2 separate regions of the Homo sapiens genome follow, and region 1 is linked to region 2. A link is a loop called in an ENCODE intact Hi-C map of the cell type or tissue named here. Cell type or tissue: CD4-positive, alpha-beta T cell. All regions are shown on one strand. Each heading gives the region's core, and the rest is flanking DNA. Links, peaks and the distances in the headings are about the cores only. Region 1 has its middle 58 kb from the start of HMGB1. Region 2 has its middle 44 kb from the start of USPL1.

Region 1 (16,619 bases), core at 5,825-13,824, 47 kb before region 2:
AATTTTTATTTAAAAAGTCTGGCAAATGCTACATACAACACTCCACCTTCCCCCCTCACCCCCGGAGATTTACAGTCCATATTACCGTATTAAAAACTCTATGAAGTCATGAAGTGAATCTACCCATTTAATTTTTTTAATACAGCATCTCCCAAATATACTTACGACAGAATCTTTCTTTGAGAAATAATTTTTGACCTCTTGCAGAAATGCAATTTGGGAAATGCTGGCCTGAACAAATTCCTCCCTCCTGACCAAGTATTAAATCAAAATAGTAGGACTACAAGGAATATTTCAGAAGTTAAATTGATTCAAGATATTCAAGAGCTGGTAAAGTGTCTTCCTCCTTTCCTTATGGACTATAGTAACTTTTCACTAATTTTTTTTTACTTGAGTCAACAAATTTGAAAAGTGATTTTTAACAACTGTATTAATTTTAACAAAATACCCATACAGCAAAGTAAATGTTCCAAGGAATTTTCTAGAATAGTTTCAGCCATACCATATATGTATTTGTGCATTATCACAGTGAATTTTTTTTATATAAGAGGTTGTTTTGTCATCTAATACTTTATAATTTAATGCAGAAAACACTTAAAACTGACAAACTTTTAAATATATTTTTAGTCGATGTTAAGGAGGAGGTAGAAAAATAGAATCAGGGCTGGGCATAGTGCCTCCTGCCTGTAATCCCAGCACTTTGGGAGGCTGAGGCAGGAGGATTGCCTGAGTCTATGAGTTTGAGACCAGCCTGAGCACCATAGTGAGACCCTGTCTATACAAAAAATAAAAAATTAGCCAGGAGTGGTGGTATACTCCTGTAGTCCCAGCTACTTGGAAGGCTAAGGTGAGAGGATCACTTGAGACTGGGAGATCGAGGCTGCAATGAGCTGTGATCACACCATTGCCCTCCAGCCTGGGTGACAGAACGAGACCCAGTCTCAAAATAATAATAATAAGGTTCAGAATTTTAGGCTAGGGTTCTTGTGCTTTTAAATACATAAATGCTAAAAAAAAGTTCCAAGTATATAAAACATGAAAATAAGTATTTCGAATGTGAAGAAATTGAATTTGAAATAGAGCTGTGATGTACTTCCAAAAAGAAGGAATGACCTTAGAATCCTATCCAAATTCTTGGTCTAGTTCAGTGGTTCTCAAACTTTAGCAGGTTTTAGAACCTCCTGGAAGGCTTGGTAAAGTACAGGTTGCTGGCCCCTGCCACCAGAATTTCTGATCCAATGGTCTGGGGTGAGACCCCCAAAATATGCGTTTCTAACAAGTTCCCAGGTGATGTGAAGCTGCTGTCCAGGAAGCCTATTTTGAGAACCACTGAGAATGCAGTTCTTATACCAACCTGCTCTGAGATTCTCATTCAACAGCTGTCTGGGAAAAGCTGCATAGGTGGTTTTAATGTGTACCAATTTCTCAGAGCCTTTTTGTTTGTGTTTTGAGACGGAGTCTCGCTCTGTCACCCAGACTGGAGTGCAGTGGCACAGTCTCAGCTCACTGCAACCTCCACCTCCAGGGTTCAAGCGATTCTCCTGCCTCAGCCTCCAGAGTAGCTGGGACTACACCATGCCTGGCTAATTTTTGTATTTTTAGTAGAGATGGGGTTTCACCATGTTGGCCAGGCTCGAACTCCTGACCTCAAATGATCCGCCCGCCTTGGCCTCTCAAAGTATTGGGATTACAGGCATGAGCCACTGCGCCTGGCCTCTGAGAGCCTTCTGCTCTGAAGTTCTGTGATTTGGGATTTTGCTGTAGGTTATGCTTGTTCTGGTTCTGCATCTCAAATCCTCTGTAGTTCTCTCCACGGGTATTTCAGCATACAAAAACCAAAAATCAGAAAACAAAAAAACCCAGAATGCTGGGACAATCAATGTGAAAGAAACTTTATTTTATATCTCACCAGCAGAATTTACAGGAGAACACTGGAAACTATAACTGTAGATTCTCACTTGTGTTTGCTTTGACTTCCATCGAGTAACATGGAAAACCCAGAGCTGGCCAAGTTGACTGTTAGTGTAGTCAGAGAAAGACCAGAAGTCTGCAACTGCCTTCTAACTCTTATATCTGGCTGGGTGTGGTGGCTCACGCCTGTAATCCGAACACTTATGGGAGGCTGAGGTGGGAGGATCGCTTGAGCCTAGGAATTTAAGACCAGCCTGGGCAAGATAGCGAGACTTCATCTCTACTAAAAATAAAAATAAAAAAATAGCTGGGTGTGGTGGCACATGTCCATAGTCCCATCTACTTGAGATGCCAAGGTAGGAAGGTTACTTGAGCCCAGGAATTCAAGGCTGCCGTGAGCTGTGTTCACGCTACTGTACTCCAGCCTGGACAACAGAGACCTTGTCTGAAACAAGCAAAACAAAACACTTCTATATCCAGCTGTCTTTTCCTATTTCCCTTTGTGTTGAATTGTCTGTGATTTTCAAGACCCAATTTAGATCAGCCATAAAGGTGTCCTGGCAGAACATCGAGGGCATGATCTTTTGGAGTCAGACAGATCCAGGTCCTAGCTCTGTCATTTAGTTGCTGAAGGACTCTGGGAAAGTTATTTAATATTCCTTAACCTCAGTTTCCTCTTCTGTAAAATAGGAGAAATTGTATTATACCTTCTACATATTATTATTGTTAGGTGCCAATGAGAAATGCTTGAAGAGCATTTAGCACAGTGCCTGACACAGAGTAAGGGAGCAATAGATAGCACACAGCTCTTAACATTCATAGAAACCTTTTTTTTTTTGATTCAGGGTCTCACTCTCTTGCCTAGGATGGAGCACAGTGTCCACAAGCATGGCTCACTGCAGCCTCAACTTCCCAGGCTCAAGCGAGCCTCCCACCTCAGCCTCCCAAGTAGCTGGGACCACAAAAAAAAAAAAAAAAAGCTACATGCCACCACACCCAGCTAATTTTTTATTTTATTTTATTTTTATTTTTATTTTTGTAGAGATGGGGGCTGGTCTTGAATTCCTGGGCTCAAATGATCCTCCTGCCTTGGCCTCCCAAGGGGTTGGGATTATGGGTGTGAGCCACTGTGCCCAGCCCAAATAAACATTCTCTAGACAGTCCTGGAATAAGTGTCAACAAATTTCAATGCTTGAGTAGTGAGAATTATGCTATAATAATTTTCAGGCTGGATGCGGTGGCTCATGCCTGTAATCCCTGCACTTTGGGAGGCCGAGGCGGGTGGATCATTTGAGGCTAGCAGTTCAAGACCAGCCTGGCCAACATGGTGAAACCCCGTCTCTATTAAAAATACAAAAATTAGGGAGACGTGGTGGCACACATCTGTAGTCCCAGCTACTCGGGAGGCTGAGGCAGAAGAATCGCTTGAACCCAGGAGATGGAGGTTGCAGTGAGCCAAGATCACACCACTGCACTCTAGCCTGAGTGACAGAGTGACACTCTGTCTCAAAAAAAAAAAAAAGTAAAAAGGCCGGGCGCGGTGGTTCACGCCTGTAATCCCAGCACTTTGGGAGGCCAAGGTGGGCGGATCACGAGGTCAGGAGATCGAGACCATCCCGGCTAACACAGTGAAACCCTGTCTCTACTAAAAATACAAAAAAAAAAATTAGCCAGGCGTGGTGGCGGGCGCCTGTAGTCCCAGCTACTTGGGAGGCTGAGGCAGGAGAATGGCGTGAACCCAGGAGACGGAGCTTGCAGTGAGCTGAGATCGCACCACTGCACTCCAGCCTGGGCGACAAAGCAAGACTCCATCAATTAAAAAAAAAAAAATCAACATAGCAGCTAAAGATGTCACATTGAACTTAGAAAACAGTTCCTGCCACCCTCAAGAACTATCTTTCATAATAAATACTAAATATGATCAAATGTAAGCCCATTGATGCAGCATTATATTATGCAGTCCTTAGAAAGGAAAAATGTTCCTTTAATTAAACTAAACTATGAGATGATGCTTCCTTATCACTTACCATTTTATACTTTTTGAAATTGCTCTTTTAGACTTAGATTTTTAAAATATTTAACACTCTTTTGCATACATAAAAAGGAAAATATAGGCAAAATAAATGGATTTAAAATATCCCTAAATTGTCTTCTTGGCCAGGCACAGTGGCTCATGCCCATAATCCCAGCACTTTGGGAGGCCAAGGCAGGAGGATCACTGGAGCTCAGGAGTTCGAGACCAGCCTGGCCAACACGGTGAAACCCCATCTCTACTAAAAATACAAAAACTAGCTGGGCATCGTGGCACATGCCTGTAATCCCAGCTACTCTGGAGGCTGAGGCACGAGAATCACTTGAACCTGGGAGGTGGAGGTTGCAGTGAGCCAAGATCGGGCCACTACACTCCAGCCTGGGCAACAGGGTGAGACTCCGTCTCAAAAAAAATAAAAATAGGCTGGGCGCAGTGGCTCACACCTGTAATCCCAGCACATTGGGAGGCCGAGGCGGGCGGCTCACTTGAGGCCAGGAGTTTGGGACCAGCCTGGCCAACATGGTGAAACCCTGTTTCCACTAAAAATACAAAAATTAGTCAGGTGTGGTGGCGTATGCCTGTAATCCCAGCTACTTGGGTGGCTGAGGCACGAGAATCACTTGAACCTGGGAGGCGGAGGTTGCAGTGAGCTGTGATCAGGCCACTGCACTTCAGCCTGGGCCACAGAGTGAGACTCCGTCTCAATAAATAAATAAATAAAATAAAATAAAATAAAATTCCCAAATTGTCTTCTCATTCAGAATCTCAGCCTTGTGAATCACTTGTTTGACTCAGAGTCTGCTTCACTGCTTATTCACTCAGTATCGTCCTCTGTGCCACCAAGGGCACTGGTGATGCAGCATTTCTTAAGAGAATCCAACAGTACTAAAAGCTCTTGGGGCTGGGCTCTTTGCTTGCCTATTTTTGATTCCTGCTTGAAGATTATTGGCAAGCACGTGATGATTTATCATTCTCCCCACCTCTTTTCCCATAAACATTTGGTTCCCAGGAAGGAAAGGAGCGCTTCACTCTTCCTTCTGGGATTTTATTCCAGGCAACTGATACCCATTTTCTAAGTTTGGACACTAGTGCTTTTGATGTTCATGGACATGACGACTGTGGCCTGGCAAGCAGATTGTGAGACCTCTTCCATTATGTGTCCTGAATTTCAGACATGTTGGTAAGAGGTTAATCAAGCCCAGAACTGATCTTTGCTGGAGTTCAGTTCCATTTGGTCATTTGCTGAAAACCCAGTATTATTATCAATGGCCTTTGTGTTGCCCTTATTTTTTCCCAGAACGGTTTTATTGAAATGAAATTCACATACCATACAATCTACCCACTTAAAATGAAAAATTCAATGGAGTTTAGTATGTTGAGAATGTACTGATAATCAATTTTAGTACAATTTCATTACCCCAGAAAGAAATCCTGGACCAATTAGTAGTTAGTATCCATTCCTCCCCTGACTCCAAGCCCCTGGCCACCATTAATCTACTTTTTATCTCTATAGATTTGCCTATTCTGGATATTTTGTATAAGTGGAATTGCAATATGTGGTCTTTTGTGACTGGCTTCCTTTCCTTAGCATAATGTTTTCAAGGTTCATCCATGTTGTAGTATATGAGCCCTTCATATCCTTTTATTGTTGAATAATATCAGTTGCATGGATATATCACATTTTATTTATTCACTCATCAGTTGATGGACACATGAGTGGTTTCTGCTTTTGGCTATTATGAATAATGCTGCTATAAGCATTCATGTACAAGATTTTGTGTAGATACGTGTTTTCACGTCTCTTGGGTATATCCCTAGAAGTAGAACTGCTGGATCACAGGATAAGTCAATATTTACCTGTTTGAAGAACAGCCACCTTGTATTCCAAAGCAGAGGAACCATTTTACAATCCTACCAGCAGTATATGAGGGTTTCAATTTCTCTACATACTTGTCCAACACTTGTTATTATCTGTTTTTGTGATTAGAACCATCTTAGTGGGTGTGAACTTATAACTCATTATGGCATTGCACTTATTTTTAAAGCACTTTCACCTGCATTTTCTCATTTGATCCTTGCAACATTTATCAACATTCCTTATACACAGTCAATGAAACAAACATTAAGAGTAATTCACTGACTTGCTCAAGATAGCTTAGTGACAGAATGTGAGTTAAAACATAATTATGATACTTTTTTTTTTTTTTTTTGGGCAAGACAAGGTCTTGCTCTGTCACCCAGGTTGAAGTGCAGTGGTATGATCATAGCTCACTGCAATCTTGAACTCCTGGACTCAAGTGATCCTCTCACCTCAGCCTCTTGAGTAGCTGGGACCGCAGGTAGATGCCATCATGCCCAGCTAACTTCTTTATTTTTTGTAGAGACTGGGTCTTGACATGTTGGTCTCAAACTTTTGGGCTCAAGTGATCCTCCCATCTCAGCCTCTTAAAGTGTTGGGATTATAGGTGTGAGCCACTGTGCCTGGACATAATCTCGCTTCTAGTTTCTGAGACCATTGCCTTTTTACCCCTCCGGGCTGTTCCAACCCCAGGATAGCTACCTAACTGTGATAGAGTCAGGTCAAGAGTGATGACGAATTAGAGGTAAACTGGGGAGGGGGAGGACTGGGTGCAGAAATGCTGTCAGGACATAGTATGACAACACCACTTTAGGTGATATGGCATGGCTACTGGCATCTGCAAGACAGCAATAGCTAGTGAAACCATATTTTTGGTTTGCAGCAGCTCAGTAAGATGGATGTGATATTGGGAAAAGGCTCAGTTATAGCTTGGGTTATGAAGGCAAACAAGTCTAAAAGTCTTTTTTTTTTTTTGAGACAAGGTCTTGCTCTATTGCCCTGGCTTTAGTGCAGTGGTGCAACCTCCACTTCCCAGGCACAAGCATTCTTCCCACCTCTGCCTCCTGAGTAGCTGGGACTACAAGCATGCACTGCCGTGCCTGGCTCATTTTTGTATTTTTAGTAGACAGGGTTTCGCCATACTGCCCAGGGTGGTCTAGAATTCCTGGGTTCAAGTGATCCACCCACCTCGGCCTCCCAAAGTGTTGGGATTACAGGCGTGAGCCACTGTGCCTGGCCCAACTTGCAACAAATTCTATAGCCTTGCCTTCACAGCCTACAGGAAATGGCTGTACCATCCAGGTTGGTCTACTTTTGGTACAACAGTTCTTGTAGTTATAACATTGGGGAAGAATGACTTTCTAGCTCTGCCTATCTCCCAGCAGGTACAGTAGACATCAGCCTTGGTTACAGGATTCATTACTTTTTGTGTTTATGAACTGAGAGAACTGAAAAAATTTTGCTTACGCTTACATTTTCTATTCATGAACTATCTCCTTTTTGTGCATAAAAATCAATATTTTATGAAATAATCTCCTTGGAGGTTAAGTGCTACAGCACCACTCCTTCCTAGTCAAAGAAACTCTGCACATTGCTCAACCCTGGCTGAGCAAGGGAAAAGGCCTCTAAATAAAGCTTTCCTACTTTGCTAGGAAAAGTCAACTTCGAATCACTGGACCATAAAATCTTATTGGAGTTACAGAGTGAGATAGGTTAATCAGCATGTGGTATATCTATCTACTGAAGCCAAGTTTTTTTTTTCAGGATTTGTCCAAAAGATGTTACCACTCTTTGTACAACAAAATGATATTAGGATAGGGCCCACTCTCTGCATATGCTGGTGTGGTTGAAAGAACCAGTGTCCTTTTCACACGTAAGCCATGCTCAGCCTATCCCCTCATCTTGCTTACAGCAGCTGCTACTTGTACCATCTGGTGCTTCATTTGGCATTTGTTTTTGTTGGGCCCTTTTTTTTTGTTTGTTTGAGATGGGGCCTCACTCTATTGCCCAGGCTGGAGTGCAGTGGTGCCATCTTGGCTCACTGCAACCCCAATCTCCCAGACTCAAGCAATCTTCCTGCTTCAGCTTCCTATGTAGTTGGGACTACAGGAGAGTGCCACCATTCCCCCACTGTTTTTTTTGTATCTTTTGTAGAGAGGGGGTGTATTAGTCCATTTTCACACTGCTATAAAGAACTGCTGGACACATATACACCATGGAATACTATGCAGCCATAAAAAAGGATTAGTTCATGTCCTTTGCAGGGACATGGATGAAGCTGGAAACCATCATTCTCAGCAAACTAACACAGGAACAGAAAACCAAACACCACATGCTCTCACTCGTAAGGGGGAGTTGAACAATGAGAACACATGGACACAGGGAGGGGAACATCACACACCAGGGCCTGTCAAGGGGTGGGGAGCAAGGGGAGGGAGAGCATTAGGACAAATACCTAATGTAGATGATGGGTTGATGGGTGCAGCAAACCACCATAGCACATGTATACCTATTAATAAAACCTGCACGTTCTGCACATGTATCCCAGAGCTTAAAGTATATTAAAAAAAAAAAAAAAAAAAAGAAAAAAAAGAAGAACTGCCTGAGACTGGGTGGAAAGAGGTTTAATCGACTCACAGTTGAGCACGGCTAGGAAGACTTCAGGAAACTTACAATCGTGGTGGACGGTGAAGGGGAAGCAAGGCACCTTCTTTACAAGGCGGCAGGAGAGGGAATGAATGCAGGAGGAACTACCAAACACTTATAAAACCACCATCAGGTGCCTGTAATCCCAGCTACTTGGGAGGCTGAGGCAGGAGAATCATTTGAACCCAGGAGGCAGAGGTTGCAGTGAACCAAGATCGTGCCATTGCACTCCAGCCTGGGTGACAAGAGCAAGACTCTGTCTCAAAAATAAAATAAAATAAATAATAATAATAATAATAATAATAATTTGGTGAAATTCTTCAACAGACTTGGCTAACTGAAACTGGTATATGAAGTTACCAATATTTATGTCTGTAACCATCTGCAGTTTATACACTTGAAAAGATATATAAAGATTTGGTCACATTGTATTTCACCACAGGCCCCTCCTAAGATTTATTTCTTAATTGGAACCTTGCCTGTGGTTATATATGCGTTGTTTTTTTATCACATAGTAGATATCCAACAAATAAGTATTAAACAAACAAATACATTCTTATTTGTAGGCCAGACAGAACAAATCGGCATAGTAAAATGGTTACAAATATGGCTTTGAAGTCTAACAGGATTGAGTTTAAATCCGAACTCTGCTAACTATTAAAATAATAGAAGTTTCTTAATCTCTCTAAGCTCAGACTCCATGTATAAAATGGCAAAAATAAGAATAGAAACCTCAGAGAGTAGGTGGAAGAACTGGATGATCATTGAAAGCATCTGATCATTTAAAGATAAATGATCATTCAGCACAGTGCTTTGACATTGTATGTTCCTGATAAATGACAGGTGTAATTTTGTTGTCATCACCATTGTTGTTATTTAGAAATGGCCTTTAGGGATGCACAAAATATTGCAGCAAAATGTCTCAGTATTCTTGTTCTTTGGCGTACTCCCAACCCCCACTGGTTTTTGTGACATCAGATGTGAACCACAGCAAAGGAAGAGATGAAAGAATAAAGTATCTCTCAAGACAGACTCAAAGATCCTTGACAGTAGGGCTCTGTCCTATGACTCTTTAGCCCAGTTGTTTTGCACATGGAGGTACTCACTAAATGTTTTTGATAACAAGAATATTGAGGTTCTTAATTATGTAAAAAAATTCAACATACTTAAAAGCTACTAAATGGCAAACTAATAACTTTTTGCAAAAGGAAACTAATACTTTGTTGAAAATTCTTATAAAACAAGTTGTATTTCATAAGATTGCACAGAAACAAAATATTAAACTCCATTATTAACATAAAAAAAAAAACCATCAGGTCTCACGGGAACTCACTCGCTACCATAAGAACAGCATGGGGAAATGGCCCCTGTGATTCAATTACCTCCATCTGGTCTCTCCCTTGACAGGTGGGGATTACAATTCAAGATGAGATTGTGGGGGGACACAAAGCCTAACCATATAATGGGGGTTTCGTCATGTTGCCCAGGCTGGTCTGGAGCTTCTGAGCTCAAGCGATCTGTCCGCTTTGGCCTCCCAAAGTGTTGGGATTATAGGCATGAGCCACTGTGCTCAGCCTGGCAATTTTTTTTAAAATTGGAAGGCAATATGCAACATTAAATAACCCACATCTAACAACTTTTATTTCTTTTTTTTGAGACAGGGTCTTGCTCTGATGCCCAGGCTGGAAGGCAGTAGCATGATATTGGCTCAATGCAACCACCACCTTCCAGGTTCAAGTGATTCTCACGCCTCAGTCTCCTGAGTAGCTGGGATTACAGGCATGCACCACCATGTCTGGCTCATTTTTCTATTTTTAGTAGAGATGGGGTTTCACCATGTTGGCCAGGCTGGTCTCAAACTCCTGACCTCAAGTGATGCGCCTGCCTCGGCCTCCCAAAGTGCTGGGTTTATAGGCGCAAGCCACTACGCCTGGCCCAAACACATATTATATACCACAGACTTGTGAATTATTCATTATTTCTCTAACTCTATGAGATTGTATTTTTTATTCCCATTTTGCAGATGATAAATGAAGGCTGAGAGACATTAAGACAGAGAACAGTGAGACTGGTTCTGCCTGCATATCATTTCACCTCTGAGTCTGAGATTCTTCATCCAGAGAGATCTGCAACCTCACCAGATAACCTAAAAAAAATTAAAATCAAATTGCTATAATCACAGTGCCTGCCTCATAGGGCTATTGGGACATGACGTCTACGAGGAACCTGACAGTGCTTGGCACACAGCAAGACCTTGATATGGGGAGACAGCAAGCCTGCCACCACGAGCCCTAGCTCCACCATCACTAAATGACTTGTCCCAAGACAACCAGAAAGGGGCCTCTGCCCTCTGTCGCCAAAGCTCCTCTCCATACCACAGAGCCTTCCTGTGAGAGAGTCTGTGTGTCTTTATTTCTCTTGCTGTTATCCACAAGTGTTCTAATGATTTAGCAGCACTTGGCACTGTTTTGTCTCAGATCACAATCAGCCTGAGGTCCGTGCTCCATTAGGAATGTCTGCTCATTCCTAACCGCAGTGTTTTCCACACATCCTTCTGATGGCCTTTGGCTTTACATCCTGCAGCTACGCAGGCTCCTTGGCCAGGAGGAGCCCGGAGGGGCCGAGCCCGCCTTTTAACAAGTAGCATGGGTCATTCCCCGCTAGAGGCTCAAGAGTCCTCACAGAGCAGGGGCCGCAGCGGCTGTGCATCCGGTGCTGAACCTTCTCTCTCCAGGGAGGCGGGCGAGAAAGCTGAGAAGGAGCAGTGATCTCAAAAATGGAATGGGACCTGCCTGGGAAGGCAGTTGCTGGGCCTAGGACTTAGGTCCGTAGTCTGTTTGCCAGAACTGAAACTTCAGTTGTAAGAAACTTCAGGGAGAAGCTGGCCTGTCAGCTCACCAAGGAAGGAACCTCTCGGGATGGTGGGCCCCCTGACCTTTGTCCCCACCCTGAGACTGCCATGTAGCTCGGTGAGTAACGCCTGAGTTGGGGTGGTAGCTCCTACCTCTGAGCCTCTTCCCACCTTCCTCAGATGTCGGTGGTCCACAGTGGCTGGGGACTTGCTTCTATGAATGACATATGATTGCCTGTGTCTATGCCACCACTTCCCCTGAGAAAGTGGGCTGTCACTTCCTCAGGGTCAGCATCACCACGACATCCAGCACTGCCCTTAACTGCAGAAACAGAAGGCGCCGATACAGTGTGACACAAAAAGAGATGGAGAGGAGATGGGCAAGCTCACCTTTACTCAGCCCTGACCCCACACCCAGCCCTATGCTGTGCTGAAGTTATTATTCATAAATGTCCACAAGACTCCAAAGGAGTCTTATTCCTGCTCCCAGAGAAGGGAATCAAAGCTTAAAAATAACCTTCCCAAGGTCATATAGCCAAATGTTTAGTGAAGTCAAGGTTCAAAGTCAAACTCTGAAAGATGTGTGCTCTTCCCCCCATAGTAGAATGCCTTCCATAGCCCCCTAATCTATACCCTCCTGCTGCCCTGTCTCTTTTAAAATTGAAATTTTAAAAAGGCAAACCAGGTGTTATTTCAAAATTTTATTTAAAGTTGAGAACAACTGTTTGAAGAGAGCTGTCAGTGGATTTATGCACTCTGGTGAACCTAAATTGGAAAAAGCAGGCACTTTTACAGCAGCGCATCCTCATGCGGTCTTAACAACCTGACCCAGAGCAGGGAACTCGGTGTGCTGCAGCGCCAGTGACCAGGCAACCCGTCTCCTGGGCTGTTTTCTACGTACAGGTTTTGACTCAGGGCTCCCATCGCCAGCAAAATGTAAATATGAAATGTCTTTTTTCAGGTGGGGAATGAGGTGCAGTGATCTTGAGCCATTTACCTTCTTTCATGGCCAACCACAACCAACTGGGACCATCAGAGGGATGGGATGAAGGAGATTTGTACCATTCAGAAGGGATAACTGAAGGGGTTCCCAGCCCAGGGCCCTTCCCTTTTGAGGAACAGAAAGATCACTACTGTGGTGGGGGGAGGGTGAGATCATATTAACCCATAAAAGGACTACCGTATTGCGCTCCCTTGCTTTTGACTGAGTTTACACAAACTTGTGAGGTCACGTTTGTTGCCTCTGGTTGACCAGACGCCCGCATATGCAGTTATATACATATTTGCTTAATTTTCTAAAAAGAGAAACAATGAGTTAGTTGTGTATGCTGTGTGTTTGGAAGATAACATCTCAAGGCATGACATCCATAGAGAACAGCTGATAAGTTAAAAACGGAGAACTACTGGGATGTGGAAGCTGCGAAAGAATCAGGGGAAACATCCTCAACTGAAGTTTGCATAAGATTGAATTTTGGGGCCGGGCGCGGTGGCTCACTCCTGTAATCCCAGCACTTTGGGAGACCGAGGTGGGCTGATCACGAGGTCAGGAGATCGAGACCATCCTGGCTAACACGGTGAAACCCCGTCTCTACTAAAAACACAAAAAAATTAGCCAGGCGTGGTGGCGGGCGCCTCTAGTCCCAGCTCCTTGGTAGGCTGAGGCAGGAGAATGGTGTGAACCCGGGAGGCGGAGCTTGCAGTGAGCCGAGATCGCGCCACTGCACTCCAGCCTGGGCGACAGGGCGAGACTGCGTCTCAAAAAAAAAAAAAAAAAAAAAAAAAAAAAGATTGAATTTTGGATGTCTTGGGTAGTCAGAAAGAATCACATCCTTTATAATTCGGTATTTCTGGATGGTGAAATGAAGAAAGCAGTAAAGACATCCTAAATGATGGAAAAGGCAATGGTGTCTGTGAGTTTCTTTACCCACATCTCCATCACAATGTGACCCTGCACAGTCTCTCTGCGTGCCCCCTTTAGGGACATTACCTGCTCAGAGAGGTTTCACATCTGCCAAGGCCACTCATTCTGAAAGGGAGAAATAATGTGTATTGGAACAAACTTTATCATTGACTTATGCTGGGTCACGGATGTCCTATGAACCAAGGACAACTAATGAGGCAAGAAGTAACTGAGCTATCACCAAAAAGCTGTTTGCAAAGTTATCTGAACATTCTTCCTACATTTAAGGCCCTGTCCACATTTTGCCACATTTTAAAGTTTCTTTATAGTTGTTTGAAACATGACCATTTCAAACTATGATTTTGAAATGAAGTTCCATGAAATCCCTTAGGCATACGAGGCACTGCTGGGTGATGAACGCAAACTTGATTCACTTGTATTGGCTCCTCCAGATGCTGAGTCATTATGATGCCAGATTTCAGTGAGAAAAAGCACATAGAGAATATTGGACACGATTTCTATCGTTGTGAACAAAGGTGAATAGATAGATGGCCCATTTCAGCCAGGCGGATTCAGGGATGCTGAAACAGCAGCCATACAGCTAACAGATTTCTATGCAAAAAAATATGCCACTATCCAATCTGTCTCCCACACACATCTTCTCTCTCTGCTTTTCCTCAACATTCTATCCAGGACCACGTTTCTAAGCATATTATTTCCCTGCCACCATCTAACCAAACTCTAGGCCAGACTTCCAATTGGATTTGCAGAATGTGCATAACATTTCCAAATGGATGGTGGCAATAAAGAAATGATGTCTTCAGTCTGATGAAAAAAATTCAAATTCAACAATGACACCCATTATTTCACATACTGAATTACCAAAGATTTAAAAATAATAACAAATAAAAGCAATAATAAGACAATAATATATAATACACAATACAGTTGAGCATCCCTCATCTGAAAACCCAAAATCCAAAATTTTCTAAAATTTCTAAAACACCTGACTTCTTGTGATGGGTCACAAAAATTACTAAGAATGTTGCATAAAATTACCTTCAGGCTACCTGTATAGAGTGTATATGAAACATCAATGAATTTCATGTTTAGATTTGGGTCCCATGCCCACGATATCTCATTATGTATATGCAAATATTCCAAAATCCTAAAATATCTGAAGTCTGAAACATGTCTGGTCCTGAGCATTTTGTGTAAAGAATACTCAACTTGTGCAGGTAAAAGTGTGTAGGGGAAAAGGAACTCATACATGTACTGCTGGGAATGTAAGTCAGTGCAACATGATAACAATTATCCACATGGATACCCTTTGACCAATACTAGTTCCCCTGTAGGAATTTATCTTACAGATCTGCTCACTGAAGTGTGCAAATATATAGGTAAAAGTATTTTTGTAGCTCTGCTAACAATAGTGAAAATTCTGTCAATAAGGGAATGGTGAAATAAATTACATCTACAAAGTAGAATATTATGCAGTTCTTAAAAAAGACATAGTATATATAAATCTCTGTTGTGGAAAGACTTTTTTTATATGCTTCATGATCTTATTGGTGCAACAAGAACACAAATGCAAGCTGGGCATGGTGGCTCATGCCTGTAATCCTAGCACTTTGGGAGGTGGAGGCAGGCAGATTGCTTGAGCCCAGGAGTTCAAGACCAGCCTGGCCAACATAACGAAATCCTGTCTCTACAAAAAATACAAAAATTAGCTGGGTGTGGTGGCACATGTTTGTAGTCCCAGCTACTCAGAAGGCTGAGGTGAGAAGGTCACCTGAGGCCAGAAGGTCGAGGCTGCAGTGAGCTGATATTGTGCCACTGCACTCCAGACCGGGCAAGAGTGAGACCCTGTCTCAAAAGACAAATAAAAAACAAGTGCACACACACATTTGCATATGCACAGAAGCTGTGAAGACCATACACTGAACCACTGCCATCTTTGGGTAGTGGGACTGAAAGGCATGGTGAAATTGATGACTTTAAGGTTTTACTTTACTAACTGCAGATTTGTTTTTCATGTTTAGGATGAGCTTAAATTGCTACTATAATTTTAAAAATTAAAATGAATGATGGCATCCCCTGTGACAGGTGCCCCGAGCCTGCTGATTAAAGCTAATGAAAGAAAAGAGAACAAGGCCTCAACTGAAATAATGAATCTATCAAGAATAAAAAAAGAGGGTATGTATTCACACAGAAACCCTAGGCACAGTGGCTATTCATTGCTACAGGAATATTTAAAGATGTAGCGCACCCACGCTGGAAGTGGAACTCTCATAACAACCACTAACTACTCGGAACTGCTATGCTAGGTAACATATACGTGTGTGTGTGTGTGTGTGTGTGTGTGTGTGTGTGTGTGTGTGTGTGTTTTCAGCGAAATTTTTTTCCTGAATATGAAAGTCACACATGCTCATTGTAAAATATTTTACAGCTGGTGCGGTGGCTCACGCCTGTAATCCCAGCACTTTGGGAGGCCGAGGTGGGCGGATCACCTGAGGTCAGGAGTTCAAGACCAGCTTGACCAACATGGTGAAACTCTACTACTAAAAATACAAAAATTAGCTGGGCGTGGTGGTGGGCACCTGTAATCCCAACTACTCGGGAGGCTGAAGCAGGAGAATGGCTTGAACCCAGGAGGTGTAGGTTGCAGTGAGCCGAGATCTCACCATTGCACTCCAGCCTGGGCAATAGGGCAAGACTGTCTCAAAATAAATAAATAAATAATAAATAAAATAAATAATAAATAAAACATTTTACAAAACAGAAATCTAAAGTCCTTCATAATTCTACTTCCCAAAGATAGCCACGTTTATGGTATTATAGATTTCTTTATGCATGTCCATAATCTATGTATTTTTAAAAAATCAGGCCAGGCGCAGTGGCTCACACCTGTAATCCCAGCACTTTGGGAGGCCGAGGCGAGCAGATCACAAGGTAAGGAGTTCGACACCAGCCTGATCAACATGGTGAAACCCGTCTCTACTAAAAGTACAAAAATTAGCCGGCATGGTGGTGTGCACCTGTAATCCCAGCTACTCAGGAGGCTGAGGCAGGAGAATCGCTTGAACCCGGGAGGCGGAGGTTGCCGTGAGCTGAGATCTCACCACTGTACTCCAGCCTGGGCGACAGAGCAAGACTCTGTCTCAAAAAAAAAAAAAAAAAATGGGGTCAGGATTTTGCAACTTGTTTTTTTTCCACTAAGCAGTGACGCAGATATCTTTCCATATAAGTAGACCTAGGTATACTTCATTCTTTTAAATAGCTCCATAGTATTCCATTATATTGCTATGTCATAATTAAAAATAAATCAATCCTTTATTTTTTATATATGTTTTTTGAGACGGAGTCTCACTCTGTCGCCCAGGGTGGAGTGCAGTGGCGCAATCTCAGCTCACTGCAACCT
Region 2 (16,619 bases), core at 3,899-11,898:
GTGACCAGGTTCATATCAAGCTTCCATTTTTGAATTTATATTAGAGGTCAATAACTCACCTTTGTCCTTTTAAAATAATTTTTGGCTCTGTGACCTACACAGGCAAGCTGTTATTTACAAACAACCCACACATCTAGATGGTCACTGTCTCACCGCCCACTTTTACCATCAGGACTCCTAGTGAGCTGTCAAGGGGAATGCTATAATTTTGGAGGTTCTAAATCTGAGGGCTTAAGAAAGAAAGAAATTGTAAAAAGCAGGCATTACTCAGGGGCATAGATTGTCAGGCAGATCTGTCATGCTTATAGGTAACCTCCCAGGGCCAAAAATATATGTGCCCAAACTGCCTAAATATTTCCTGTCACTTCATAATACTGCCTGAAATCCTGCCAAATTAGAACTTCATTTGTGTTGCTTGTCAATTTTTAACGCATAAGCAAATCACCTGGAGATCTTGTTAAAATGCAAATTCTGATTAGGTTAGGTCTGGGTCTGCATGTCTGATATGCTTCCAGAGGGCACTGATGCTGCTGGTCCATGGACCACACTTAAAGAAGCAAAAAAGATGTCTGATATTTACTCTCTGGCTGCCTAGGAGTGCTTCTCATTTAAGTGAGATCTCTTTGTGCATCATAATGGGAGGGATGAGCTGAAAAGCAGCAAATTAAGAGTGAGTTAAGTGTCTACCTCACTTCCCTACTATCTGTAACAAGCAGGTTTGGGCACTGTGGTCAACCAGAAAATTCTTTCCAGGACCACAACCCTTGAGATTATGTTGCAAAGATGCAAGGACAACTTAGAAATAATTTCCAGCACTGGTGGCACTGGATGTCTGTCAGTGGTGCTGGTGGCAGGGTCCTATTCAGACTGTGGTTTACCTGCCTGGCCCGTTTGGTTATGGGCCATTTTCTGAGTACCATGGAGCATCGCCCAGCTGACAAGGGCTTGTACTCCACCCTTGGTGCGCAGAAGGGAAGCTTGGCTGCTACTAAGTTTGGTGCAAAGTAATTGTGGTTTTGCCATTAATATTTGATACAGTGAGTCCCTACTTTCCTCAGGTGAAACTAGAACTTAAGGGGACACGCTCAAGTTCTCATTATACAGTACTAAGTTTCAAAAATCAGCAATTTTATCAAACACATGCTCTACAGCAGTGGTCGGCAAACTTTTTCTGTAAGGGGCCAGAGAGTAAATGTTTTAGAGTTTCTGGGCCACATATGGTTTCTGTTCCAGCTATAAACTCTGCCACTGTAGGGCAAAAGCAACCCTCCACAATACATACATGAATAGGTGTGTTCCAAAAAAACTTTATTTGTGGACCCTGAAATTTGAATTTCATAAACTTTTCATGTGTCATGAAATATTCTTTTGATTTTTTCCCAACCTTTTAAAGATGTAACAACCATTTTTAGCCTGTAGGCCATATAGAAACAGGCAGTGGGCTGGGTTTGCTGACCCTTGCTCTGAAGCAATGATATCTCGATCCAATTTATACCCACAAATTTTTCTCCTTGAAACCATGCATTTAATTCTCATCTCTTCTTACCATGACAATAAGAAGTTATTCTATATAACAAAGAGATTGTACCCACCCAAGCCAGCATTTAGATCATGTCATTTGCTTCCTCAAAATTTTGGTCTTTATAAAAATCAATTAAAGCACCTTAAAAGGTAAGCAGTGATGAAATATTTGAAATAATTGGCTAATTAAACATCACCTAAATAGAAACTGTGATAAGAACCACAAATGCGAAAAGGAATCATGTAGTAACTAATGTGGAGGATATCTTGGTTTAGAGATTTGATGAACACGAGTTTTGATTTAAAAAAATTTGTGCAATACTCACTGCTTTGGTGGGGAGCTTGCTATGCAAGTTGGTAGAAAAATTTATCCTAAAGTCACAGTTCTCTACCACTCTGGATTTTCTCGAGCTAACTACCATTCCAAACTATTTTAGGCACAGTTACTAGTTTCAAGAATCAGGCAAATTGCCCTGGTATTAGCACTGTTCTTTCTGTGGTCACAAGTCAAACTACTGTGGTGAATAAAATTAGATGATTTCTTTAGTCTTTCCTTTTTCAGCCCCTGTAGTCAATTTCCAGTGCTCCATTCAAAGAAAAACCAAAAATGTCCAGAATATAACCTTATTTTAAAACTTGTTAACCACTGATTTCACTTGTTAACCAAATTTTTTTTTTTTTTTTTTTGAGAATGAATCTCACTCTGTCACCAGGCTGGAGTGCAGTGGCATGATCTTGGTTCACTGCAACCTCCGCCTCCTGGGTACTGGTTCAAGCAATTCTCCTGCCTCAGTCTCCCGAGTAGCTGGGATTACAGGTGTGCACCCCCACACCCAGCTAATTTTTTTGTACTTTTAGTAGAGATGGGGTTTCACCATGTTGGCCGGGCTAGTCTTAAACTCCTGACCTCGTGATCCGCCCGCCTCGGCCTCCCAAAGTGCTGGGATTGCAGGCATGAACCACTGCGCCCAGCCTGTTAACCAAATTTCTAATCACACACACTTGAGGCCCAGTAAATGCCTGCTGAAAAGAGGGTGCTGGTGGTGAGGCAACTGAGGGGCTAACATACTGATAGCTGCTGAAATCTTCTACAGCTCTTTCTTGTTAGAACACTCCATCACGGCTCCCAGGCCCACACCACATGAAGGAACTTCTAGCTCTCTTGCTTGCTCTTTACCCAAATGTAGTTAGCAAGTCCTGGGAACTAAACAGCATTGACACACTTGAAGAAGACAATTAGGCAAATCCCAACTGCTGTGCTCCTGCAGCTAAAGATGAAGACTCGTCCATTGGGCAGTTGATTAATTGTACCTAGAAAATTAATTTCAATGGTCCCATGACAACATACGGGCAGTGAAGCTCTAGTGTTCCCCCTGGGTGGAATCTTCCAGGATGTATAGTCTCCCATACCAGCTCATCCTCCCATTTTTCCAGATTCTGGTTCTTCTCTCTTACCTAGTGTGTAGTGGGCCAAATGGTGGTCCCCCAAAAAGATATGTCCATGTGTTAACCCTGGAAACTGTGGATGTAACCTTATTTGGAAAAATGGGGCCAGGTGCAGTGGTGTGCATGTGTAGTCCCAGAACTTTGAGAAGCCAAGGTGGGAGAATCGTTGGAGCCCAGGAGTTCAAGAACAGCCCAGGCAACATATTGAGACCCCCGTCTCTATAAGCAATAAAAAATTAGCTAGGTGTGGTGGCATGCACCTGAAGTTCCAGCTACTTGAGAGGCTGAGGCAGAAGGACTGCTCAAGCCCAAGGAGTTCAAGGCTGCAGTGAGCTATGATCATGTCACCCCACTCCAGCCTGGGTGACAGAGTCAGACTCCCTGTCTCAGGAGAAAAGAAAAAAAGGTCTTTGTAAATGTAATAAAGAATCTTGAGATAAGATCATCCTGATTTAGGATGGACCCTAAATCCAATGACATTTGTCCTTACAAAAGAAAGGTAGAGGGAACTGTGAGACAGACACAGAGGGGAGGGCCTTGTGAAGCAGGAAGCATAGATGCAGTTACAAGTCAAGGAATGCCAAGGACTGTCTACAACCAGAAGCCAGGAGAGATGCATGGGATGATTTCTCCCTCACAGCCTCCAGAACTTCTGGCCTCCAGGACTGTGAAGAATCAATTTCTGTTGTTTTAAGCCACCAAGTTTGTGTGTCATTTGTTATGGCAATGGCAGTATTAGGACTCTAATACACAGTATAAAAAAATAAAAATAGGGCCAGGCGTGGTGGCTCAGACCTATAACCCCAGCACTTTGGGAGGCTAAGGCGGGGAGATCACTTGAGGTCAGGAGTTTGAGACCAACCAGGCCAACATGGTGAAACCCCATCTCTATTAAAAATAAAAATTAGTTGGGCATGGTGGTGTGCATCTGTAATCCCAGTTACTCAGGAGGCTGAGGCAGAAGAATCGCTTGAACCCAGGAAGTGGAGGTTGTAGTGAATGCCACTGCACTCCAGCCTGGGTGACAGAGCTAGACTCCTTCATCCTAGGACACAGCCAAGTCTTACGTAGCAAAAAGAAGTTGTTAAAGGTCTGTAGTTCTGCATTAAGCAACACAGGCATGTACCTATGAATTATATGATTATAAAAGTGCTCGGACAGGCCCATTTCAAACTTGGCCTCTTTCCACCAACTGTGTACTGTTTCTCATTCCATAACTAGAGATTATGTCTTTATATCCTGTCAAAAAAGTGAATTTTTGTGGGCTAAGACATTATCCCTGTGTTAAATGCACCAGTCTTAGTGTAAACAAGCCTAGTTCCTTTTTCATTTTGGCTGTCTAGTATGCATTTGTATATGCTAGGCAGTGTACTAGGCACCTTAAATACATTACCTTGTTTAACCTCTACAGGATTCTGGGAGGTAGGCATTATCCCCATTTTATAGATGAGAACACTGAGAAGACAATGTTCATAAGTGCGTCACTTGTCTGAGATGACATATTTACTAAGTAGCAGAACCAGGCCTCGAGCTACTCAGTCTGATTTCCAAAGCCCCTGCTCTTAATCACATCAACTTCTTTCCTATATCACCTTTCCCAGAGTGCGCTCTCATGGATAAAGAGCAGAAGTATAAGTTACTAGGCAGCAGAAAACTGTAGAGGTGGGAAGATTAGATAAAAAATGTAAATAAGAAGGCTTTAAGACACCAAAATCAAATGTAAATACTTTATAACCTGAATCAGTGCTTGTGTTCATGAGGCTAGAGGTCGTGCATTTTATCTCTAGGTCTGGTGATGCCAATCCTGATCTACAGCCAGCAGCAACAGTTCCCTAGCCTGCCTAGAAGTTTGTAAATGCATGGGCTTTGGTAGGAGGAAGACGAGAGAAAGCAGAACAGATTATTACAAACCCAGTGCATTCCCCCTTGATGGGTCAACAGCGATTTCTTTGTAAGTGAAGGACAGCACACTGGTTTTGATGACTCACGAGAGAGTAGGAGGGAAAAAGAAGTCTGAGGCATTGCCTGGAAGCCTCGCTCTGCTTAAACAAGTACACTAATGGCTCATGCCTGTTACTCCCAGCACTTTGGAAGGCCAAGATGGGTGGATCACTTGAGGCCAGGAGTTTAAGCCCAGCCTGGTCAACATAGCGAGACCTTTTCTCTATTAAAAATAAAGAAGAAAGAAAGTAATAATGATTCAAGTTCTCATTCTCTACAAAATTCACTTATGACTTTCCAAATGCTAGTGAAAACTTTTAGGTATTGCAAAACTGCCTTAATGCATAACGGGATTCTCATTTTACTTAGTCTAAGATGACTTTTTCACTTTGAACTTCTGCATCTTTATGATCGCTTAGCTTTCTGACAAGCAATTTCAGTAAGTGTTTATCAATTTGCATCCACACGCTGACACATAGGGGTCTACTTACATATCCTTCATGTAATTGAGCTTTTGTAAATCATCTTTCTACATGGTACACTTCTGATTTTGTGTGCAGCTTTCTTGTTTAAGCACTGTATTAAATGCTCTGCTTCCTACACCCTTAGGAACAATGAGAATAAAAGCGTAATGTTGGTTACTTCTTCATATCAAAGGAAGTTCATCTCCTGGTTATTAAAAGCTATTATTAAATGGCCATCTTTTTGTGCCCCTGTGTTAAGCACTCTACCAAGATACCATTAAATAGATAAGGGCCACACTCCATAGAGATGATGGTTCTATATTCTGTATTTTCTGGGGGAGTTCTAATTTCATGCAATTCCTTCTTCTTAAATAAAGGCAATTCTCTAAATATATTACCTAATGTGCTTTCACTTTCATATTCTTGTAAGATTTTTCACATAAATCAATTCTCAAAAAATAGTATCATAGGCCTTTTAAAAATAGTCATGTTCAAAAGTCAGGCTCATGAATAAATGTGTGCATTCATTACATATATTTTCATAAATTCAAATTTAAAAGAATAAGAGTAGCTAGAAGGTGGAAGAAAAATCTTATTCTGATTAGGAATGCACAATCACAAGAAAATTTGTGATATATATAGTCATTTTATTCTGTATTGTTTTATTTTGATTTTGGTAAGACAAGAAACAATGTAGAAAGTTTGACAACTTAAAAAAGTAATATGAGTGTGAGAAAGTCCTCTTCCAGGATTAGCAAAAAAATGGTTTTTTTTTTTTTTTTTTCCGAGATGGAGTCTCGCTCTCTCGCCCAGGCTGGAGTGCAGTGGCGCAATCTTGGCTCACTGCAACCTCCGCCTCCCGGGTTCAGGTGATTCTCTTGCCTCAGCCTCCCAAGTAGCTGGGACTACAGGCATGTGCCACCATGCCCGGCTAATTTTTTTTATTTTTAGTAGAGACGGGGTTTCACCATGCTGGCCAGGCTGGTCTTGAACTCCTGACCTTGTGATCTGCCCGCCTTAGCCTCCCAAAGTGCTGGGATTACAGGCGTGAGCCACCGTACCCAGCCTAAATGGCCAAGTTTTATTATGGACAATTAAGCTGTAGAATAAAAATCTACTTTTAATAGCTGGCATAGTGCCTAGTGGTTTTGAAGCCACAAGCAGGTTTACAAAAAACATTTAAATCCATCTGAATCTACAGAAAACTAAGATTACCTAAGCAGAAAATGAAAATAGTTCAGGATTAAGGAAGATTAACAAATGAAGAGTATATGTATTTTAGAAGTATTACTTTATATTTTTATAGTATAATAATAATATTTACGTTCCTACACTTATAATGAGTTTCGTATATATATTAAAATAATTTAATGGATTAGTATGTTTATATTTGCTTTTAGTAAATTTGGTGTATGATAAACTCAGTTGTCTACATTGTGAGACTACACCTGAGGCAATTTCTGTGTTGATATATACCTGAATAGCAGATATTACTTGGGAGCAAATAAAATAGCTTCAGGCCTAATTTTGCAAGTTCATGATGGGAGAGTAAGCATGACTTCAAAGAACTGACTTTGAGTTAAAACTTGAAGAATGAATGTGACAACAGCAAGTATAAAACAATGCCAGGCAGAGGTGGGACTGTTCATGGGTATCAGGGTAAGTGTGTTGATAAATGCTCAAAGTAGGAAATACCTTTCTTCCCCCACACATGTCAGAAAATAACTGCAATAGAATGCAACGACATCTCAGAGATAAAGTGTTCAACTTAGCTCTCAGAGACCGTTCAGTTACATTTTGTAATGACATTGGAATTGATTGCATTTTGAAGGCAATTCTAAATGCAAAGTCTTCATTTTGTTGATAGAAGCTGGGTTATTTATTATGAAATTTCAAAAATTAAGTAAAATATCTAATTAGGATTATACCAGCAAAGGCAAATTTAGAATTCAAGACTTCATGATCCATGGTAAGATTATTTTAATGCAACTCTGCTAATTAACTGAAATTTCCTTTAACTCTCACATCTGCCTTTTACTTCTTAAGACATTTTTCTAGTATTTCACCAGAGCAAGATATCAGAAGGGTAAATCTCTTACCAATGAACTTTGCTAATTCTTAGTGACTCCGTTGACCCTGGTGTAAGGATCAGGAACAAAGTGAATGAAATACATTTTAATACATTTCTGCTTTCTCTAATTCCAAAGACCACTCTAAAGAATAAGTTATTTGTGGGTATTATCTGAAACTTGGGATTAAAAGAGACCGTGATTACCCTTCAGGGATTTTGGCAAAACTTAAGCCATTTCATCTGAAGAGCAAAGCAAGCCTCCCACACTCTTGGCTTATTCTCACAATTATCTAGATATCTAGCAACAAAACTCTTGAGTAGTTTGTTAACTACAGATGCCAAGGGCTGACAGTTTCACTTTCAGTTTTCAGAATATCTTTTGTTTCAGTGGTGTAAGCACACCATCAGAATCTCTACTATTTAAAATAATTAAGTTATAATTGTAACTTCCATTAGATGTAGTACTTAAAGGAATCTAGAAGACACAACTCATTAATTATAGGAATTTGACTGCAAATTCTTCTGGGGGGTCTGAATTGCAAAGGAGGCATCTTTGTAAGTCAGACTCAACTCATTACTCTGTGATGCAGGCTCCTCCAAATGGCAGCAGAAACGTATTACTCTCTAGAAACACTACAGTAGTGCTACAATTTCAGGGTTCTGTAGAGATAAGGACAAATTGACAGAAACACATTCTTAGAAGGACAGTATCATTTAAAATAAAAATACTGTCATAATTGTACACCAGGATAGCTTCTCCATAATAAATTCTTTATGATTTTCTGATTTTTAGAAATCAGAATTGAACTTTTTAATGTGAAAAAAATGAGAGAATTGTTTCAAAATAGGACCACATTTCTGTGTATAATTTTAAAAGTTTAAAAATATTTGATTAGTAGACTGATAAACTGAAACATTTTTGATAAGCTTTTCATTACATACAAACCATATAATTTGTAAAAAATTGGAAATTATTCAAAACTTCACATAACTAAAGTGACCAAATAAATACTGGAGAGGAAAGAAAAGGAGTCAAATGAATCTAGCATTTTCTTTTTTTTTTTTTTTTTGGAGAAAGGGTCTCACTGTGCCACCCAGGTGGGAGTGCAATGGCACGATCATGGCTCACTGCAGCCTCAACTTTATGGGCTTAGGTGATCCTCCCACCTCGGCCTCCCAAGTAGCAGGGACTACAGGCATGCGCCAACACGTCCAGCTAATTTTTTTGGTATTTTTTGCAGAGACGAGGTTTCACCAGGTTGCCGTGGCTGATCTGGAACTCCTGGTCTCAAGTGATCTACCCAACTCAGCCTCCCAAAGTGCTGGGATTACAGGCGTGAGCCACCGCACCCGGCCTAATCTAGCATTTTCTAAAAGGAAGGACCCAGCAGTGAACGGCAATATCAATAATCATGTTCAAGACTATCAGACATGCAAGCTGGGGATGAATGGGTGGAAGGGGAAAATGATGAATAAATGATGAACACAAGTATAGACCCAGTGGATTTGAGATGCCCAAGATGCCAGTGAGATATTCAAAGTTTAACTCAAAAGCCACTTCCCATATGAAATCCTGACAAACACTCCTACGTCCAACTGGAATTAATTTCTCTTCTGGGCTCCCACAGCACTCTGTATTTTTCTAATAGCATAACACTATTTTGTTTGTAGATATTTCTCTGATAGCATTACTATCTTTCCTCTTTATCACAACTGTTTGAAGTTCTTTTGCCTCTTGCATCCACTGTTGCCCAATCCCACTGCTGGAAGGCTCATCTTATTAAGTTCTGTATTCCTAGTGCTAACACACTGTCTACCATAGATGATGTTCAATAAATGGTTGCTAAATGAATTCTCTTGTGATAATAGCACTATGGCAACATAATCGACGGTAAAAATTTCTTCTCAATGTTTACTTTTAGCAGAATGCATTCATTTATCAACTTTCATTGAGAATATGCTAATTTCCATGACCCTGCTAGGAAATAGGAAAATAAAGATGAATGTAATAAGGTGCTCATTCTACTGAAAGTCTTGACTAGTGGAGAATTATGGATCCAACTTTTCATGAAATGCCTTCAGTGGTAAGAATTCTCATATTTGGAATAAAAAATGTTATGGGTTGTGCCAAGATACCTACATACTTCATAATTTTGTAGAGGGCTGTCCTTACTGCAGAAATGTATACTACTATAGTCATATGTGGAAATTCTTTTTATGATGCTAACTGCATGCTAACCAGACTTTTTAATTTAATACTTGCATTAAATAAACCATGCTAGGAATCCAGGAATCTAGCTTGGTTTATTTTCCATACAATGTACTCTTTGTAATATGCATATACTACATAAAAATTCTATTAATGGCCTCGTACTAAAGATGTGTCTGTTGGGGAATCAGTTATTCTGTATAATTTTATCTTAATTGATATATTAAAATCTACCAAAAATATAAACTCCGAGTAAAAGTATCTGCATGGTGTGCATATGTTTATTATTTTAAGTGTCAGCGTATACATTTTCATGCCATAAAGTTATAAAATGAAAAAATAGTAGCCTTTTATATTAAGTTCATGCTTATGTAGTTAGTAAAAACAAGAAAGCAATTAACATACAAACCATGATGGTGGTTAAACTTGCTTCAGTTTGTGTTTTTTAAAATTTGAAAGTGAGAAATACAGCTCGAAGTCAGCTCATATTTTCAGTAAGTACTGATGAGGATGTACTGGCCCTATTGACTACGCTGACCCCATTAAAATATTTGTGAGTCTAAAGGTTCATATGACGCTGTTCCTTCACTCTAGCAACAGGCCATACATGTCTTACATAGGGACTCTGTTCAATTCATTAATACCTCCTGAAGTGCTCAACATCGTGGTTCATTTATAGTAGATACTCAATACATACTCCATTAACTGAATTCTAAGATAAACTGTCTGTTACTGACAGAAATTTTCACTTAAGGGAGTCTCCGTGGCTGAAGGCAATTTTGAAATCCTGTAAAAGAACCCACTCCTCTCCCCAAGTAATGAAGTTTGTCAGTTTCAAGCCTGTAATAAGGTACTGACTTAAAATTAATTTTCTAATAATACAGTACTGCTATGTATCTAATGTGGGGTTAGTCAATGATAGGAAAAAAACATAAGACAGAGTCACATTTAAAAATGTGTGCTTAGGTGCATGGTGACACCTGCCTGTAGTCCAGCTATTCCAGGGGCTGAGGCAGGAAGATCCCTTGAGCTCACGAGTTTGAGGCTGCAGTAAGCCACTGCACTCAGCCTGGGCAACAGAGTGAGACCCTGTCTCTAAAAAAAATTCGTTTTAAGTGTGCTCAGGACATAACAGGAGCCGCTGGTAACATGCCATTTCCACTGTGAATATGGTAAGGACAGAATCCCTGTCTCTAGGCCCTCTTCCACTAGTCAATCTCATCATCACCATCAAGGCCAACATTGGTATTCTCTCCTCTGAGACAAAGTCTTTGACATTTTCTATACTATACTATGTCTTCCTCTCCCCAAATGCATATACAAATAAAATTTGAATGCTTCTTTCTCCATTTAGTGTAATTTTTTTTATAACATAGACCCAATTTTCAAACCCCACAATGGTGGATTTTATTTGATGTATTGTAAAAAGCGCTGGATTGAAGTCAAATGGCTTGGGAGACCTAAATTCTACTCCTGCCTGTACCATGAAAGAGACAAATCCCAAGGCTTTGCAGGGCTTCAGCTTCCTTGTTTGTAGAATAAAGAATTATAAAATCATCTCTTTTGGTCCTACTGGGCAATAAAAAGCTATGATTCTAAGCCTGTTCCCTTTTCTCACCTAAGAATACAAATTTGATACAAAGAGGCCGCAGAATGTGTCAAACACTCCCTGTTGCCTGGAATTCTCTCTTCCTTTGGGTTCAGGGATAAAGGTATGTTATTTCTTAAGTCTCCCTTTGCTTTCTTCTGCTTGCCTCGTAAATATTTTTCCATCTTGGCAGTCCTACATGTCTTCTCACTCTACATGTTTTCCCTAGGTGATGTGACCCAGCCTGTGGCTTCCACTGCCATCCACACACGTCGCTGCCTCTCTCCACATCAGCATCGCAACTATCTCCTGGAAGCTTTCCAAGTGCTGAACTACAGTAACCTCAACCGAACTGCTGTTCATTCACCCCACAGGCTTGCCCCTCCTCTGCATCTTTGTGAGAACCTGAGAGTCATCCTAAACTCCTCCTTCCACCTCACTCCCCACATCAAATCGATTACCAACTTGTGCTGATTTTATCTTCAAATACTCTCCAGAATTGTCGCTGTCATGGACTGAATATTTGTGTTCCCCCAAATTCATATGTCCTAATCCCTGATGTGACTGTATTTAGAGACGTGACCTCTAAGGAGTAATTAAGGTTCAGTGAGGTCAAAGGTGGAGCCCTGATCTGATAGGATCAGTGTCCTTATAAGAAGAGACTAGAGCTGGGCACAGGGGCTCACACCTGTAATCCCAGTATTTTGGGAGGCTGAGGTGGGAAGATCACTCAAGGAGAGGAGTCTGAGACCAGCCTGGGCAACAGAGTGAGACTCCATCTCTACAAGAAAATAAAATAGTCAGACACAGTGGTACACACCTGTGGTCCCAGCTCCTCAGGAGGCTGAGGCAGGAGGATGGCTTGAGCCCAGGAATTTGAGGCTGCAGCAAGCTATGATCACACCTCTGCACTCCAGCCTGGGTGACAGCATGAGACCCAGTCTCTTTAAAAAAAAAAAAAAAAAAGGCCATATATAGCCCAGAAGAGCGTCCTCACCAAAACCCAATCCTGATAGCACCTGGAGGACTTCCAGCCTCCAGAGCTGTGAGAAAATTTCTGTTGCTTGCACCGCCCAGTCTGTGGTATTTTGCTGTGGCAGCCCAAGCTGACTCATCAGTGACCTTCTCTCTGTTACCGCAGAGTAGCTCATCATCCTCTCTTCCCTAGAGTCCAGCCACTCTCTCACATCTACCTACCTAGCAGTATCACTGTGGGTTAGAGTCAGATCACTGCGGATTAAGTCCTCATTCTGCCACTGCCTGTGTAAATCTGAGCAAGTTACTTAATCTCTCTGTGTGTCAGTAACCTCCCTGTGAAATGAGGCTAATAATAGCAGGGTTGTTTCAACAAGGCGATACATGCATAATGCTTACAACACAGCTTGGCACATTATAAGCATTCAACGAAAAGTGAGCTACTATTATCTCATCCGTTATCAGAATAAACCACCTAAGCCACAAGGCTGCCCACATCATCCTCATGTTTTAAAACACTTCAGTGGGCTCCCCACCATCAACAGGATAAAGTCCAAGCTTCCTTAGCATTTCTTAGAGGCTCCATATGAATCCCCAAGTTCCACTACAGGAACACAGGTGAACTTTCCACTCCAACCTCAGGCTCCTTCGTGTCACTCCTCATCCACATGGAGGTAAGCAGCAAGAGACTCCGTGCAGTTCCTGGTGGTTCCCTGACCCTCAGGCAGACTCTCCCCAGCCCTCTGCCTGCAACGTCCTTGCCCTTTGCTTCCCTTGGCCAGCTCCCATTCATTCTCCTTGATTCTGCTTGGAAGTTTCCCTCTCAGGAAGGCTTTATGAACCTTAGTGTAGGTTATGAACCCATCTTTGCTCCTTTCATACCTTTTGCAAGCCTTTATTTATTATGACACTTAACCATTATCATACTGAAGTGACCTGTTGGTGTGTCTTTGTTCCCCACTAGACAGAAAACTCAAGATCAGAGACCAGTTCTTGTTCTTTTTTTTTTTTTTTTTTTTTTTTTTTGTATCACAGTGTTTAGCAGCCTGCTATATGGTAAATGTCAGTAAATGTTCCACAAACTGAATGGAATTGAGCTCTGGAATCTAGACCATCTTTTCCATACCCATCACTCCTGTCTTAGTTGAAGTCCTTATTTCCCATTTGAAGCAATGCAAAGGATTTCCTAACTCTAATCTCTCTTTTCTTCACACCATCCTTTAAACAGCCGACAGAATGGTCATCCTAAAGCACATATATCCTATCTTACATATCCTAGATTCGGAACCTCTCTGGGCTTCTCACCATATAAGAAGAAAGTCTAACCTCCTTAGCAAGGTGCATAGGTCTTCAATGGGCTCCACCTCACTTCTCTATATATACCTATACTCTTGCTACACTAAACTTCTTTCTTACTGTTGCTGGAACAAGTTCAACGCTTTCAAACCTCCCTGACTTTGCATATGCAGTTCATTCTGTCAGGAATGCCCTTCTCTCTTATGCCTGGGATATTCTCATTCATTCCATATGACCTATTTCATAAGTCACTCCTTAATGAAGCCTTTCTTAGATATCCACTGGGGCAATCAGCTGCTTGCTCCTGTTTCCACAGCACATTGTTCACACAGATAGCACAGGACTTACCACAAGTTATTATAATTTTGTCTGTCTTGCCCATTTGAATCCAAGGGCAAGGACGGAATCATTCTCATCTTTGTATGTCCTGGGAACTAGAACTGTACCTGAGACATAATAAACACTTGATATGTTTGTAATTTTTAAATAAGTTAATGAACGGAATGGCTAGAAAAAGTGAGAAGAAACTCTGGCTTACTGTATATCATACTGTCATACTAAAAATATATACTGAAGACAGAATCACATTATATCATCACTTTTCACGCTATAGGCCATGATCCATTATGAAAAAGAGGATAGTAAAAAAATCACAGGGCACAATTTTTGTTTCTGTCACACACATGTGTACCTGTATATTGGACTGGAATGTAAAACGCATGTTCCATTGTAGAACGTGGTTTTAAAAGAGGCTTGGAAAACACTGCATATGGTCATTTCTTAGTTTAGTACAATTTATTATTTTCGTAATAACCTCAGCTATAATATAAGTCTACCATGAAGCATTTTGGGGAGATTAAATGAGATGTGAAAAGTAAATGTGTTAGATAGACTGAATTCATATCATAGCTTGCTCTGATACTTTACAAAACATTTAACCTTACCCACAAGTTTTAGTTTCCTCACTAAAGTCACCCTGAGGACAGTAATGGGATCTTCCTCACAGAGTATTGTGAGGAATACATAAGAGAACGTACGTAAATGCCTGGCACTTAGTATTTATTCAATAAATCTTAGCAATGATGATGATAACAACATGGTACCTGGCACATAAGAGAGTTAAAAATTAGTTTCTTCAGTCAAATGTGCTTACATTGATAGTTGATACTAACTGGGGTTAAAAGGTCATTGCTGGCATCTCAGAAAGATAGATTACAGTGAAATAAAAAATGACTACTGCTTAAAATGAATGAAGACTTATTTACAAAGTCATGTTCATCTGGTACAATAATGAAGTCGCTCAATTGGGAGAAAATGACAAATAATACAAGTGAATATACAATCTTACTTAAGACGAAAGAAATAGGACACCAGGCTAACTATCAGTCTCCTAAACCACAACTTTATTTCTGATACAAAGAGACAGTGAGACAATCAGGGCTTCCCTCAAATAAATTACTTAATCTCTCTTCAATTCAGTTTTGCATCTGTAAATATAAATAACTACAATTTCACAGTATTTCCATTTAAAAAGTTCTAGTGCAACATCAGAAACAAGAACTTAGTAGGTGTTCAAAAAGAAATATAAGTTCTGCTTTGTTAGCCAGCAAATAGTTGCCTGTTTCTAGCCCTCACTTCTTTTCTCCTAAATCCCTATATTGCATTTATTTAACTTAAAGTGCTGGATGTGGCACTACGAGAAAGAAAAAGATATTTGGTAATCTTGTTAAAATCATTAGACATCCCAGGCTATCTGGAATCACCTTGGGCTCACAGTTAGACATCAGCTATGGCTTGTTTTATTTAAAAATTCATCCACTGATGCATGATAATGGAATTCACAGGAGAGCAATTTACCAAAAAAAAGAAATTTATTGATTTATAATGTGAGATATTAATTTAGCCACAAATATTTATTGAGCATCTCCTACATGCCAGGGAATGGACTATATATGGCAGGAAAACAGATACCAATCATTTATATCAGGCATTTTTTTCTAATAGAAGGATATTCGCAGGAGACAATGCATAGCACCATGCCTTGCACGTAACAGACATTTAATAACTATTAGTTGAATAAAATTGGAGACTAGAATGATACATAAAGAGGCAAGAAAGAGCAAAGATAAGCCTTTCTGAGAATTTCTATCATGTTTTGCTCAATAGCTTGTCTTTATCCACTGCTTGTATTTTTCCATGTAGCTAATCCTCATTGGTCGTTAGAATTGAGACACCCTTTCCTTGAAATCAGGAGCTATAGGAGGCCATTCTTCCTACTGGGCATTTTCTTTCTGGGACAGGGTCTCACTCTGTCACCTAGGCTGGAGTGCATCATAGCTCACTATAACCTTGAAGTCCTGGGCTCAAGGAATCCTCTTGCCAAAGAGGTGGGATTACAGGCATGAGTCACCATGCCAGCCTATTTGGCATTTCTACTGTAGACAAAGCAGACTTACAGCAGTAGGTCTACCTGCCTAATACAAAAAGAAAAAAAAGAATTTTAACAAACAAATGAGGGAATCAGATCCAGAAAGTGATTCTTATAACTTAGATTACTTAGAGTAGATCTATAATCTGCTCTAGATCCACTGCATACAGTGGGCCCTTCTTATCATATTCCATAAATAGCACTTTTCTCAGCCCAGCTTTTGATGATAGCTGAACAGACTAACAGTTTGTCTAACAAAGGCTAGAGAAGGGGATAGCAAATAATGGCCCACAGGCTGAATCCTGCCTGCTGCTCATTTTTGCAAAGTTTTATTAGAATACGGTCATTTCCACTCATTTTCACACTGTCAATGGCTGCTTTTGCGCTACAGCAGCAGAGCTGGGTGGTTGGGGCAGGGGTCACATGGCTAACAAAGACTAAAATACTTATCATCTGACCTTTTACAGAAAGTTTGCTGATCCTTGGAGTGTACAAGTATTCTATATTGTTGATTAAGAACAGAACCACAAGTATTAGAAGTTAGACCAGCAGGTGGTAAAGCTGATCATCTACTAATATAATGGAAATTGGGGTTCCCAATCAGGACTCTTGCTTTGATAGAAGGCCATCTTAACGAGGAGGGAGACACCTGCAGGCAAAGTCAGAATTTTCTGCAGGAA

The links. Hi-C counts contacts between places; a loop is a spot of excess contacts. Peaks named below come from ENCODE experiments on the same cell type or tissue, not always from the same donor. Only the 100,000 strongest peaks of a DNase experiment are listed, where the experiment ranks them.
Region 1: it touches region 2 in a loop (2.1-fold over the local background); 2 of 110 quality-filtered maps call a loop at or near these places.

Annotation. Positions count from the first base shown.
Region 1 is chr13:30,515,974-30,532,592 of GRCh38, forward strand. It overlaps a transcript of HMGB1 not described here. Among named protein-coding and RNA genes, the nearest start is that of HMGB1, 58 kb to the left of the region's middle. In CD4-positive, alpha-beta T cell, for the core only: no CTCF peak of the experiment used is centred there; a DNase peak (open chromatin) is centred at 9,428.
Region 2 is chr13:30,565,155-30,581,773 of GRCh38, forward strand. It overlaps a transcript of HMGB1 not described here. Among named protein-coding and RNA genes, the nearest start is that of USPL1, 44 kb to the right of the region's middle. RefSeq lists silencers at 4,738-5,032, 12,586-12,645 and an enhancer at 12,286-12,365. In CD4-positive, alpha-beta T cell, for the core only: CTCF peaks have their summits at 7,895 and 8,100; DNase peaks (open chromatin) are centred at 4,937, 8,037 and 11,607; H3K4me3 peaks cover 880 bases; H3K27ac peaks cover 1,018 bases.